Linked DNA regions of Homo sapiens: all the other regions are linked to region 1. The links are chromatin contacts, found by Hi-C or POLR2A ChIA-PET in ENCODE. All regions are on one chromosome and are shown on one strand. Each heading gives the region's core, a stretch centred on a gene start or an enhancer-like site at or near the end of the contact. The rest is flanking DNA. Distances are from core to core; before and after follow the strand shown.

What was found. Hi-C counts contacts between places; a loop is a spot of excess contacts on that map. ChIA-PET counts read pairs that join two places held with the same protein, here RNA polymerase II (POLR2A). Pooled maps may share reads with other maps.
Region 2: a loop to region 1 is called in a pooled map, with 3 times the contacts of the local background. The contact joins two enhancer-like sites. A Hi-C loop is called at or near these places in 2 of 50 pooled maps. POLR2A ChIA-PET finds 5 or more read pairs at or near these places in 2 of 52 experiments (GM12878 and OCI-LY7).
Region 3: a pooled map shows a loop between it and region 1 (5-fold over the local background). The contact joins two enhancer-like sites. A Hi-C loop is called at or near these places in 9 of 50 pooled maps. POLR2A ChIA-PET finds 5 or more read pairs at or near these places in 3 of 52 experiments (GM12878, activated T-cell and naive thymus-derived CD4-positive, alpha-beta T cell).

What each region holds. Positions count from the first base shown.
Region 1 is chr6:33,342,543-33,347,248 of GRCh38, forward strand. No RefSeq gene overlaps it. Among named protein-coding and RNA genes, the nearest start is that of SMIM40, 16 kb to the left of the region's middle. RefSeq lists a silencer at 4,537-4,706. Within about 2 kb of position 2,854, at least 12 of the 41 ENCODE cell types and tissues checked have a DNase peak (open chromatin) inside an H3K27ac peak, as active enhancers do; they include GM12878, where a contact is called at or near this core.
Region 2 is chr6:33,506,369-33,511,396 of GRCh38, forward strand. No RefSeq gene overlaps it. Among named protein-coding and RNA genes, the nearest start is that of ZBTB9, 54 kb to the left of the region's middle. Within about 2 kb of position 2,228, at least 4 of the 41 ENCODE cell types and tissues checked have a DNase peak (open chromatin) inside an H3K27ac peak, as active enhancers do; they include GM12878, where a contact is called at or near this core.
Region 3 is chr6:33,159,552-33,164,239 of GRCh38, forward strand. COL11A2 (collagen type XI alpha 2 chain) reads right to left here. Exons shown (of 66, transcript NM_080680.3): 66 at 3,143-4,267. The coding sequence ends at 4,127. Among named protein-coding and RNA genes, the nearest start is that of HCG24, 19 kb to the left of the region's middle. RefSeq lists an enhancer at 4,349-4,688. Within about 2 kb of position 2,085, at least 11 of the 41 ENCODE cell types and tissues checked have a DNase peak (open chromatin) inside an H3K27ac peak, as active enhancers do.

The DNA of each region.
Region 1 (4,706 bases), core at 1,604-4,103:
AGACAGTGTTTTGCCATGTTGGCCAGGCTGGTCTGTACCTAATTTTGTATTTATACTTTTGGTTTTTTTTTTTTTTTTGAGACGGAGTCTCGTTCTGTTGCCCTGGCTGGAGTGCAGTGGCGTGATCTCAGCTCACTGCAACCTCCGCCTCCTGGGTTCAAGCGATTCTCCTGCCTCAGCCTCCTGAGTAACTGGGATTATAGGCACTCACCACCGTGCCTGGCTAATTTTTATATTTTTTTTTAGTAAAGATGGGGTTTGGCCATGTTGGCCAAGCTGGTCTCAAACTCCTGACTTCAGGTGATCTGCCCACCTCGGCCTCCCAAAGTGCTGGGATACTTTTGGTATTCTTTCTCTTAAAACAGGTATCCAAAATTGTACACGTGTCAGCCTCCCACCAACCTACATCTGCTGCACTTGCAGAGATAGAGTCTATATATATAAGCATGTATTAATATATATAAGTGTATATGTATAAATGTATACATACATATAAATACATGATCACTACTCTTTTCCTTGCTTTTCCTCACTTAATACCTTGAAATCAAACAGAGAGGTGCTTCCTTCTTTTTTTTTTTCGGAGTCGGAGTCTTGTTCTGTTGCCCAGGCTGGAGTGCAGTGGCCCAATCTCGGCTCACTGCAACCTTCACCTCACAGGTTTAAGTTTTTCTTCTGCCTCAGCCTCCCAAGTAACTTGGACTACAGGCGCACACCACCATGCCTGGCTAATTTTTGTATTTTTAGTAGAGATGGGGTTTCACCATATTGGCCAGGCTGGTCTCGAACTCCTGACCTCATGATCCTTCTGACTTGGCCTCCCAAAGTGCTGAGATTACAGGCTTGAGCCACCACGCCCAGCCTCTTTTTTTTTTTTTTTTTTTAAATTTAATTTAATGGAGATGAGTTCTCTCAATATGTTACCCAGAGTAGTCTCAAATTCTTGGGCTCAAGTGATCCACCTACCTTGGCCTCCCAAAGTGCTGGGATTATAGGAGTGAGCCACCGCACCCGACCCCTTGTTTGTTATAGTGCTCCCTTGACTCTCAAAAATGTCCAGTGTAGGCCAGGCGTGGTGGTTCACACCTATAATCCCAGCACTTTGGGAGGCCAAGGCAGGTGGATCACTTGAGGTCAGGAGTTTAAGACTTGCCGGGCTAACATGGTAAAACCCTGTCTACAAAAAATACAAAAATTAGCTGTGCGTGGTGGTGCGCACCTGTAATCCCAGCTACTCAGGAGGCTGACTGAGGCAGGAAGACTGCTTGAACCTGGGAGGCAGAGGCGGAGGTTGTAGTGAGCTGAGATTGTGCCACCGCACTCTAGAGCAAGACTCCATCTCAAAAAAAAAATGTCTAGTGTAAATGTATGTTCTTTGAAGTAGAATTGCTAGGTCAAAGAATACGTAAATACTTGATTTGGGTAGATATTTTTAAAATGCTTTCTGTAGAAGCCGCACCAGTGTACCTTCCTTCCTGTCGGCAATGTGTGACAGTACCAGTTTCCTTTCCCCACCCCATCAGCTGAGTGTGTTATCAAACTTTTTTTTTTTTTTTTTTTTTGAGACAGAGTCTCTCTCCATCGCTCAGCCTGGAGTGCAGTGGCATGATCTCGGCTCAATGCAACCTCCACCTCCTAGGTTCAAGCCATTCTCATGCCTCAGCCAATAGCTGTGATTACAGGTGCATGCCACCACCGGCTGATTTCTGTATTTTTAGTAGAGACAGGGTTTTGCCATGTTTTTTTGTTTGTTTTGAGACAGGATCTTTCTCTGTTGCCCAGGCTAGAGTGCAGTGGCATGAACATGGATGGTTCACTGCAGCCTCGACCTCCTGGGTTCAAGTGATCCTTTTGTCTCAGCCTCCCAAGTAGCTGGGATTCCAGGTGGGAGCCACCATGCCCTCCTAAACTCTACCTTTTGGTGAGAGTGACTAGCCACCAAGGCACACTGTAAAGGCCTCAGATAACAGGAAGTGGTAGAGAACTGCAGCCAATCTAACACCTAGACAAATTCAAGGTGGGACCTATCAGGTACTATGCTTGTTACTTGGGTGATTAAATTACCTGTACACCAAAGCCCCATGACACACACTTTACCTATATAAGGAACCTACACATGTACCCCTGAACCTAAAGTAAAAGTTAAAAAATAAAATAATATAATTCAAAGTTTGGGCTACAGAGTATAAGTGAGAGATATTCAGCTACTGGGAGTTTATAAAAGACACACAAACATCGCACAAGAGCAAAAGTCAATTTGAACATCCACCACAGCCAGAGGAAACCAAAACCACTTCCAGTGTATGGCCGTCAGGTAAAGCATTTTGTCCCCCTCACCTCCTCTGCTTCTGGCTGTGAGGGAGAGGGTGGAGAGTCAGACACAGGAAGGCAAGAAAGAAATTCTTGAGGAAGCCAGCCACTCTGCCAGTTTCACACTGGCAGCTTCCCATGTCAAACCACTCAGTCGGAGCTGGCCGAGAGAAAAAACGTAATTCAGAATGATGCTTGGAGGATTTTTTTTTTTGTTCCAAGGATTGAGCAGGTATGCTCTGTGGCCTGCCTGAGTTATCTTTCATGGGCAATGGAAGAACTAGCCCCACACAACATATTTAAAGGGGTGGGGACACTTGAGTGTGGGGGGTGCACAGCAACATATTCAAGCTTATGTACATGGCATCTGAGGTCGGGGCATGGAAGAATACTGAGGCACTGTGTGTATGTTATTTGTGCGTGAGAATGAAATTCCTTGACCCTGAAAACAGGACAGGGAGTGGAGTGTGTGGTGTGATAAGGAACGCTGAAAACAGCCTCCTGAGAATGCGGTTTGAGTGCTTTTACGAGGCCGCAGGTGTCTCACGACCCGACCTCAAAAAGCCATCTAGTGGATGTTTGTGGTTTAACAAGCACTTTCAATAAATACTTGGCAGACGGATGCTGGGGCGGGTTCTCTTAGAAGAAATGCCCCCCCCATTCCCCCGGCCCCACTCAGCTGGAATTGTCTAAGAACTCATTCTTGGCGTTCACTGCAAGCTATAAACTCTGCAAGTGGTGCACCCGACGTGATCGCCTTGAAGTTATGCGTGAAAGGAGGAGAGCTCATCAATTTTAAGAAAATCCCGGTAAGGGACAGTCCTGACTACCATCAGGTGGACAGGACCCACGCGAAAAATACCAGGGGTTCGGTTATCATGGGTCAGGAAATGAACAAAGAATAATTTTTTTTTTTTTTTGAGATGGAGTCTCACTCTGTCGCCCAGGCTGGAGTGCAGTAGCGTGATCCCGGCTCACTGCAACCTCCACCTCCCTGGTTCAAGCTATTCTCCTGCCTCAGCCTCCTGAATAGCTGGGATTACAGGTGCACGTCACCCCACAACAGGACTTAATTAACCTTGCCTTCAAGGTGTACAATAATAGAGAAAAGTTACAATTACTTGCCTCTGCTGTGAGACAAAACCCAGCTGCACCTCCAGCACACGAGAACTTCAAAATGCCTAAGCCGCACATGCCTAAACCGCAGTGGTCAAGCATTCCTACAGGACCTTCTTCATCAGGATCTTGCTTCAAGTGCCAGAAATCTGGCCACTGGGCCAAGAAATGCCCACAGCCCGGGATTCCTCCTAAGCCGTGTCCCATCTGTGCAGGACCCCACTGAAAATCAGACTGTCCCACTCGCCTCGCAGTCACTCCCAGAGCTCTGGGATCTCTGGCCCAAGACTCTCTGACTGACTCCTTCCCAGATCTTCTCAGCTTAGCGGCTGAAGACTGATGCTGTCTGATCACCTTCGAAGCCTCCCGGGCCATCACGGACACTTTGGGTAACTCTTACAGTGGAGGGTAAGTCACCCTTCTTAATCAATATGGAGGCTACCAACTCCACATTACCTTCTTTTCAAAGGCCTATTTCCTTTGCCTCCATAACTGTTGTGGGTATTCATGGCCAGGCTTCTAAACCTCTTAAAACTCCCCAACTCTGGTGCCAACTTGGACAATATTCTTTTATGCACTCCTTTTTAGTTATCCCCACCTGCCCAGCTCCCTTATTAGGTCGAGACATTTTAACTAAATTATCTGCTTCCCTGACTAATCCTAGGCTACAGCCACATTTCGTTGCTGCCCTTTTCCCCAGTTCAAAGCCTCCTTCACGTCCTTCTCTTTTATCTCCTCACCTTAATCCACAGGTATGGGACACCTCTACTCCCTCCCTGGTGAACTATCCACGCCCATTACTATCCCATTAAAACCTAATCACCCTTACCCCGCTCAATGCCAGTATCCCATCCCACAGCATGCTTTAAAAGGATTAAATCCTGTTATCACTCACCTGTTACAGCATGGCCTTTTAAAGCCTATAAACTCTCCTTACAATTCCCCCATTTTACCTGTCCAAAAACCAGATAAGCCTTACAGGTTAGTTCAGGATCTGCGCCATATCGACCAAATTGTTTTGCCTATCCACCCTGTGGTGCCAAACCCATATACTCTCCTATCCTCAATACCTCCCTCCACAACCCATTATTCTGTTCTAGATAAACCTAGCTGACCCCATAGATCCTAAATCCTTTCTCCTCTCCCCTTTCCATTCCTTAAAACACAGCTCCCACACTAGCTCTCCATGACTCATCCCGACCCTTTTCATTACACACAGCCGAAGTGCAGGGCTGTACAGTCAGAATTCTTACACAAGGACCAGGACCGCACCCTGTAGC
Region 2 (5,028 bases), core at 978-3,477, 160 kb after region 1:
TTCTGTCATCCAGTACTTTGGCTGCCCCAGTTTTTCGCCACCTGAAACTTTGATAAATATGTCATCCATTTCCATGTCCAAGTAGCTGAGAAAAATGCTGAACATAAGACGACTAAGGCTGAAGCCCTGGCCCATGCCCCCAGAGTCCTCTTTCAGGCAGATATTGATTAATTAATGATAGCATTCCTCCAAAATGTATTGAGGAGCATCTAAATGGCTGGCCCTAGGCTAAGTGCTGGAAATACAAGGTAGCGAATGAAAGAATTCTCCACTCTTGAAGGGTTCACATTCTAGTGGAGGGGACAGAGGCAATTATATATATGTGATATAGGCCAGGCGATATGGCTCACACCTGTAATCCCAGCACTTTGGGAGGCTAAGGCGGGTGGATCACTTGAGTTCAGGCGTTCAAGACCAGCCTGGCCAACATGGTGAAACCCCGTCTCTACTAAAAATATAAAAATTAGCAAGGTGTGGTGGCACGCATCTGTAATGCCAGCTACTTGGGAGGCTGAGGCAGGAGAATCACTTGAACCTGGGAGGTGGAAGTTGCAGTGAGCCGAGATCTCGCCACTGCACTCTAGCCTGGGCAACAGAACAGGACTCTGTCCCCCATAAAAAAATTATACATAAGATATAAATTACAACTTACACTTGTGAGTGCTTTTTTTACAAACCACTCTTTCATGGATTCTCTCTCTCTCTTTTTTTTTTTTTTTTTTGAGACAAAGTCTTACTCTGTTGCCCAGGCTGGAGTGCAATGGCACGATCTCAGCTCACTGCAACCTCTGCCTCCCAGGTTCCAGTGATTCTCCCACCTCAGCCTCCCGAGTAACTGGGACTACGGGTGTGCACCACCATGCCTGAATAATTTTTTTGTATTTTTAATAGAGATATGGTTTCATGATGTTGGTCAGCCTGGTCTCGAATTCCTGACCTCAAGTGATGGAAGAGCGTTTTTTTGTTTGCGTGTTTGTTTGTTTTTAGAAACAGGGTTTTACTATATTGCCCAGACTGGTCTCAAACTGCTGGGTTCAAGTGATCCTCCCACCTCAGCCTCCCAAAGTGCTGGATTGCAGGCATTAGTCACCACACCTAGCATGAATCATTATTTGCTCAAATAAACTCTGCTAAATTTTATTGACTAAGGTTCTTCTTTAAATAATAAGTAGTAAGGGTACATGCATTTTATAAAAATTTTCCTTTTAGTTATCAATTATATGTATGTGTGCTGGCTTAGAATCTAAAATATCTTTCCTTTTTTTTTTTGAGACAGAGTCTCACTCTGTCACCCACACTGGAGTGCAGTGGCGCGATCTTGGCTCACTGCAATCTCTGTCTCCCAGGTTCAAGCAATTCTCCTGCCTCAGCCTCCTGAATAGCTGGGATTACAGGCGTTCAACACCACGCCCAGTTAGTTTTTGTATTTTTAGGAGAGATGGGTTTTCGCCATGTTGGCCAGGCTGGTCTTGAACTCCTGACCCCAGGTGATCTGCCTGCTTCGGCCTCCCAAAGTGCTGGGATTACAGACGTGAGCCACTGGGCCCTGTCTAAAATATATTTCTTACTGTGGGTCCTAGTCAAAAAAGTTTGAAAGCAGGCCCAGTTAGTTTTTGTATTTTTAGGAGAGATGGGTTTTCGCCATGTTGGCCAGGCTGGTCTTGAACTCCTGACCCCAGGTGATCTGCCTGCTTCGGCCTCCCAAAGTGCTGGGATTACAGACGTGAGCCACTGGGCCCTGTCTAAAATATATTTCTTACTGTGGGTCCTAGTCAAAAAAGTTTGAAAGCAGGCCAGGCACGGCTCACGCCTGTAATCCCAGCACTTTGGGAGGCCCAAGGTGGGTGGATTACCTGAGGTCAGGAGTTCAGGACCAGCCTGACCAACATGGTGAAACCCCATCTTTACTAAGTACAAAAAATTAGCTGGGTGTGGTGGCACATGCCTGTAATCCCAGTTATTTAGGAGGCTGAGGCAGGAGAATCGCCTGAACCCGGGAGGCGGAGGGTGCAGTGAGCCGAGATTGCACCATTGCACTCCAGCCTAGGCAACAGGAGCAAAATCTGTCTCAAAAACAAACAAAGAAACAAAGTTTGAAATTAACCGACATAGTGACTAAATTCGTACCCTTTTGAGTCAGCTGGAACTGGGCTCAGCTATGTGGCTTCGGGCAAGTAACTTAACTTCTTTTTTTTTGAGACAGAGTTTCGCTCTTGTTGCCCAGGCTGGAGTGCAAGGGCGCGACCTCGGCTCACCACAACCTCCGCTTCCGGGGTTCAAGTGATTCTCCTGCCTCAGCCTCCCGAGTAGCTGGGATTACAGGCATGTGCCACCATGCTTGGCTAATTTTTCTATTTTTAGTAGTGACGGGGTTTCTCCATGTTGGTCAGGCTAGTCTCAAACTCCCGACCTCAGGTGATCTGCCCGTCTCGGCCTCCCAAAGTGCTGGGATTACAGGTGTGGTAACAACTTCTCTGAGAGAATTTCCTCACCAATAAAACAAGATTGTAATATCCGTCTTCTTAGATTGTTATATGAGGATTAAATAAGTGCAAATTGCTTAGTTCGGCATCGGGAATGTAATATGTTCAGAAGATGTGGTTATTATTTTCTAGCTTTAAAGATACGCACACATGGCCTTGTTTCTTTCTCATTCCCAGCTCTATTAATTTCACTTCCTACTTTCTATTTTCAGCCATTTAGAGAAGCAAGTCTGCGACTCTCTAGCAATCCTGGATTTTATGGAAATTATCTCTCCCATCTCAGAGGGTTTCAAGGCCCATAAACCTGCTCCTCCCACAGCTTGCTGTCTGCAGTTCGGGGGCGGATGAACCACTCTGTGTCCCAGCCCACTCTCCGCTGTTGAGGATCAGCGTCCCGGGATCTTTGGTAATAGAGGATGCAGCTGAGGGTTTTGTTTTTAAAACTGGGCTCTCCTTCCTTTTCCTCTGAGGAAAGGAAACTTTTTTCCTGCCTCTCCTCCCAACATTGCAAGCTCTTCCTCGCTTTCTCTCACAGGTCTGCGCTCTCCTGCTAAGCCCAGGACGTTTCCTTCCCTTTTTCCCTGTGCCCCTGTTCCTTGGCCACAGGGTGGAGGTGAGCTCACGCCCCTGCCCCTCCGTTCCCTTCACCTCCATTCTGGCATGTTGCCCCCACTGTTCTCAGACTGGGGTGCTCGAGCAATCTGCCCTCCTGTGTTTTGGGGGCTGTCCAGCTGTAACCCCTTCCCTGGGTTGGGCTGCTTTACACTTGGGCTCCCACCAGGGTCCAGGAAGGGGTGGGGGCTTGGGGGTGGAGACTATGGACCCCACCTCCTCCTGGGAATGGGCACCTGGATGGCTGCTTTATGGCCATGTGAAAGCAGAGCAGGCATCACTCATTCCATCCTCATTCATTCCTTCACTCACAACAAGTGCTGCAGATACCCAAGATGACTAAGAAATGGCCCCTGCTTTCAAAAAGCTCAGTCTAGTCCCATGATGTCCTTAATCACACCCCCTCAAAAAAGTCGTATTAAGCAGTAGGTAAGGGGAAGTGACCTCTAAGAAGGATCTAACAGTGGAAATTACCTATCTTAACGACACAGGTAAATTCAACTTTGTAAAAGAGTTTATGGAGTGAGAAAAAGCATCAGAATCAAGTAAGTTTGAGGGATGAAGCCAAGTGTGCTTTTAGAAAAGTCTATTCACATTGCAAAGGTTTCTCTCCTTTCGACAGTGGCTCATGCCTATAATCCCAGCACTTTGGGAGGCCAAGGTGGGAGGATCACTTGAGTTCAAGAGTTCAAGACCAGCCTGGGCAACATAGGGAGAACCTGTCTCCATAAAAAGGTTTAAAAATCAGCCAGGTGTGGTGGCATGTGCTTGCAGTCCTATTAGGGAGGCTGAGGTGAGAGAATCACTTGAGCCCAGGAGTTCAAGGTTGCAGTGAGCTATGATGGTGTCACTGCACTCCAGCCTGGGTGACAAAACGAGACCCTGTCTCTAAAAAAAATAAAGTTTAAATTTAAATCTAAAAATAAGAGATTCCCTCCTTTTAAGTAGTCTAGAAACAGGAGCCATTCTTGTTTCTATTTTCTGGTTACATATTTAGTGTCCTGTGTCGGGAGGGTGGCAGGGTGCTGGAGCTCACTTCTAGGCCACACTGACCGTAACATTATACCATGAGACACCCACTGCTCACAGATGTGGTTATTTCCAGGACTCCACTTCTGGAAACAAGGCCCCAAGTGACTGGCTGTGGGACATTCTCCTCCCTCCAAAAGTGTGAAATAAACATCACTTAGAAAAAACTTTGCAATTGGTAAAACAGTAAGCAATGAAACAGACACTTCTCAAATATTCCAAGATGATACACGCTTTTCAGTGTGTATGATCCAATAAAGCCATTGGAGCTAGGCTTTAATAGTCAAAAAAGACTATTCAGTTAGATAGGAACTATTTGCCTATAACTATTGGCCAAAAATAGGTTAAAAAATTGTTTTAAATTTGTGCTTTACAAAACATGTGGACTTTTTTAGAAAATGTGTCAAATTTCAAAAGAAATATAGACATTATGGAAAGGTCAGTTAAGCACAGCCCTAATCCTGAAAACATAACTATGAAAGATACTAGCTGTTACTTGTAACCAAAAGGAAAAAAAAGATATTAGTAACCAATAATTAGCAAACAATGCCCATATATTTCCTTTTTTTTTTTTTTTTTTTGAGACAGGGGCTTACTCAGGCTGGATGTGATCATGGCTTACAGGAGCAGCCTTGACCTCCTGGGCTCAGGTGATCCTCCCACCTTAGCTTCATGAATAGCTGCAACCAGAGGCATGAGCCACCATGCCCAGCTAATTTTCTTATTTTCTATAGAGACGGGATTTTGCCATATTGCCCAGGCTGGTCTCGAACTCCTGGACTCAGGGGATCTACCCGCTTTGGCCTCCCAAAGTGCTGGGATTACAGGTATGAGCCACACACCTGGCCATATTTTCCATATTTTATTTATTTTTATTCTGAAACAAAATGTTTATTTAAGAAAG
Region 3 (4,688 bases), core at 835-3,334, 180 kb before region 1:
CACATGCCACCATGCCCAGCTAATTTTTAAATTATTTTTTTGTAGAGAAAAAGGGCCGTGCGTGATGGCTCATACCTGTAATCTCAGCACTTTGGGAGGCCGAGATGGGCAGATCTCTTGAGCCCAGGAGTTCTAGACCAGCCTGGGAAACAGGGCAAAATCCCATCTCTACAAAAAATACAAAAACTAGTGGTACATGCCTGGAGACCCAGCTACTCGGGAGGCTGAGGTGGGAGGATGGCTGGAACCCACGGAGGTCGAGGCTGCAGTGAACCTTGATCTTGCCACTCCACTCCAGCCTGAGTGACAGAGACCCTGTCTCAAAGAAAGAGAGAAAGAGAGAGAGAGAAGGAGTTTTGCTTTGTTGCCCAGGCTGAGAGCCTTGTTTTGACTCACTCCCTCCTCTGTCTCATCTCCACCCCCACCTGCCCTGGTCCATTCAAAACTACAAACCTCAGCATGCAAGACAGCCAAGGGAGGGCAAGAACAGCTCTGTGTAGCCCATGGCCTTCTAGGATATGTGGTGCTCCCAGGTACAGTGATATAAGTGGTCTGTAAGTTATTTTTATTTTATTTCACAAGTTATTTTTTAACCATAAGTTACAGATGCTAAAAATATAAGCCCAAAGCTGAAAAGCAGCTCCAAGGGTGTGACAGGCCAGAGGACCCACCCCACAGCCCTCCCTCTATACATGATCTCCCACGCGGTGGCTCACGCCTGTAACCCCAGCAGTTGGGAGACCGAGGCGGGAGGATCATGAGGTCAAGAGATCAAGACCATACTGGCCAACGTGAGGAAACCCCGTCTCTATTAAAAATACAAAAATTAGCCAGGCGTGGCAGTGCACACCTGTAGTCCCAGCTATCCGGGAGGCTGAGGCAGGAGAATTGCTTGAACCTGGGAGGCAGGGGCTGCAGTGAGCCGAGATGGCGCCACTGTACTCCAGCCTGGGCGACAGAGCGAGACTCTGTCTCAAAAAACAAAAAAAAACATGATCTCCCTGTGCGCCCCATCCCAAACCCTCCTCTCCTTCGCCACCATGCCAGCGCACAATTCCATCATATCACTTGCCTTTTCAAACACCATCTATGACTCTTAGTTTTTGGGTTCAAGTTCAACTCCTTCCATAAGCAGTCAATACTTTTCAGAATTTGGCCCCTCCAACAAGAGTTTATGTTCTGCCCCAATCAAACCCAAAGTAGTTCCCTAAAGCCTCTGCCTTTCTCTTCCCTATCTCCTCCCACCCCACCCAGAAGCCTCCATTGCCCACCAGCCAATGGAGACACTGCCACTACCCACAGGCCCAGAGGCCTGGGCACTTGCCCTGTTCACACCCAGCCCCACCCCAAAACCCCGCCTCTACAGCCCTGCCCTTAAACCCCTCCCACCCTTCCTTAGAGCCTGGCTCTAGCTTTCTGGAGGGGAGGAAGAAGTTAGCTGCCAAGAGAAGGCTGTGGGCCTGGCCTCCTCAACAGCAACTTGGCACAGACTCCCTCGTGAAACTGTTAGATGGGGTTGGTTGGCAGCACTGTGTAATTAAATAGGCTTTTGTGGATTGGCCTGGGGACTTAGCCGCCGTATATAAATGTTATTCGAGTGACTGTACAGCATTGTTTCCATGCAGAAAAGCCCTCGGAACTCAGAGCATCTGACCAAACGTGACCTTTGGGAAAGTCCTCTTGCTGTTCGGGGGGCGACCTCTGCGGGTTTGGCTCCAGCTGCAGAAAGAGCGCCAAAGAAATCTCAACTCCAGCCCGGCTAGGCTGGGAGTGGGTGCGGGAGAAACAGATGGGGGGCACCTATTTAGATCTGATCTTCTCTTAATGTGACCCTGAGAGGGAGGGAAGGGGGTGTCTGAAGCCCCTGGGCCTTGGATATTGAGATGGAGAGCATGGGTGATCCCAGAAAACCTATCCACCACCGGACCCCTGACAGATGAGATCAGGGGCTTCTTCCTCCATTCGGCCTTCGGGGTCAGGGGGTTCAGCGGGTGACAAGGGAGAGGCGTCTGAGGGACCGGGATTATTCAGCTGACCCGGTGCGGGGCCGCGTTCTCAGCGCGGGCACTAGGGGGCGGCAGAGGCGGAGGCGCCAGCGCCGAGGAGAGGCTTCCACCCTCGAGAAGTTTTTCCGCGCACCCGCCCGGGCCAGAGTGGCCGTCTAGACGCCCACGTGGGGCTTCCTGCGATCGAGAATGGGTTGGGACCGGGACGGCCAAGCCGATGCTGTCGGGGACACGCTGGGAGGAAGAAGTACGGGGAGGAGGGGCGGGGGCGCAGCCTACCCGGGCTCGGGCTCGGGGTGAAGGGCAGCCCTGCCAGGCCCGCCCCGAGGCCGCGGATGCGAAACCGGGACACAAAGGCACGCACTCTTGATTCTGGCGCCCGCGAGGAAGAGGGTTGAGGAAGAGGAAATTGGGATGAGGCCCTGGAACACGTTTTAATGCAGCGCCCTGACAGGCAGGAGCCAGGCAATACTGCTTGGGAATGTGAAGCCCCATGGGCACCAGCTAGGGGGTCCCGGCTGCGCGGCCAGCCTTGGAAGAGAGGACTTCTTGGACACCTAACCCGGAGGGAGCAGAGCTTCTGAGTGCCCAGGAGAGGGAGGCTAGGGAAGTGGGGGACAGTCAAGAGTGGGGGGACACAGGCAGGGACTGTGCGACTCCACCCAACACAAAGACTCAACGAGTATGCACGTGACTACACGTGAGTGTGGAGGGCTTGGCCACAGCCCTGTCTTCATGACAGCACAGCACAAGGCTGATGGGGAGGGATAAGGTGACCAGAGGTACAGATGCAGTAAATGTCTTGGAAGTGGGCCTCAGCCTCCCCATTTACAGAGATTAGACTGGGCTATGTAGCACCGTCCCACCCACACCCAGAAGCAATCGCACACCCGTGTCAGAAACTGGAGCCATAGGGACCCCAAACCCCTACCTGGTGTCCCTGGGGCATTGTTTGTAATTTTATGCTAGTCACCCAGGCTTTGTAAACTCTGGGCCCTGACACCCCAGCTGGACAGGGCTTGCAGGGTATCTGGATTAAGCCATACAATTCTGGTAACCACTTAGCTGGGAAGAGGAAGCATCAGATGGGTGTCGGGGGAGACTGAAATAACAACACAAGCAGTGACACAGACACCTGGGAGGAGACAATCACATTATTTAACCATCAGTCAGCATGGAAGCTGGGCACAGGGTCCTGGGAGTCCCTTCCATATGCCACACATTAACCCTTTAATTGCAGGATCAGGGAAAGTGAGGGGTGCCCAGGGGAGGGACAGGGGTGGCAATGAACATACTCAGTGGCTCAGGGCCATGGCAATTTACCAGCCAATATAGAAGAATTTTAATATTCCAGCCATCTGCGGGATGCAGCCCTGCACACACCCCACACTATTCCGTTTCTTCCCTGGGGGAGCATCCTGGCCCTCAAGTAGCAGGCAGTGCCTGCCAAACCCAGACCAAGTGGAAGAGACAGTGGGCACATGGGCCAGGCAGCCAACACCTGTGGGTTAGAGAGCCCCACCCTGGCAGAGTCAGAGCCCTGAGGCCAGGGAGACCACATATTCCAACTTTCACAGTGGGTGCGACAGGTGAGGTGGGAGGAAGGTGGGAGGGAGGTGGGGTTCAGCCCTGAAACCCCCCTACACACAGTCACTGAGGAAAGTCCTGACTCCAGGATGTGGGTGCCGGAGCCCACCCCCGAGACCCCTGTCTTCAACATCTGCTGATTTTTGTTGGCGTTTCTCTTTTTTGTTATTTTGCTTTCCACACTTTAAATAATTAATACAATTACTTTTAAATACAAAATACGCCATGTCCTTTCTCTTCTCTTCCATTTGTTTGGGGTGATTGGGAGGTGAGTTTTAAATAAGGGTCTCAGCTCTCTAACGGGTAACAGGCTCCAGGTGGGAGGGCCAAGAGCCCCAGATGCCACTCCTCCCGTGGGGTGTCCAGGCAACCACTTCACCCCTCCCCTGGCCTGCCCCGACTGAGGGCTCTCCACGCCCTGGCCCAGGGCTCCCTAGATAGTGAGGAGCCCTCTTGGGAGGTGGCACAGAGCTGATGTTGTGGGATTCCAGGTGGGCCTGGTTCCGAATGGACAGGATCAGACAGAGACGGTCCTATCCCATGAAGCAGACAGGCCCCAGCAGCACCCCTCCCCGCCTCGGTGGGGCTCCCAGGTCTGAGAAGGAGGCATCCAGCACTGGCAGCTGCTCCAGCACAGGCGTTCGCACCTCCAGCACCGTCCGGCCTTGCTGTGTCTTCAGGGGGAGACAAGGAAGAAAGTGTGAGCAGGATGGAGGCACCCCCCACCCTCTAACCTCAGGCCCAGGCTCACCTCTCCTCTGAGCACCTTGGCCCCATCAGGGTGACTCAGGATGTACAGACTGGCAGTGTCTATGTGCCCATGCGTGTGTGTTTGCTTCTCCCCCACCGTGTGCCTCTGCTGGGCAGCCATGTGCCAGTCTGTGTACACGTCTGCATTAACCTGTGTGACGCTGGTGTTTGTACCCAAGTGAACCTCACCCGATGGCTTCCATCCTTTCCACCTTCCTCACCGGCTTTTGAGCTCCCTCAGGCATCCCTGACAATCCAGCAGGACGGACTCCTCCCTGCTCCCCCTGGGTGCCCTGCCCAAGGGGTCTTCCCACCTCCTTCCTCCAGCCTGAGTCTGAGATCAGC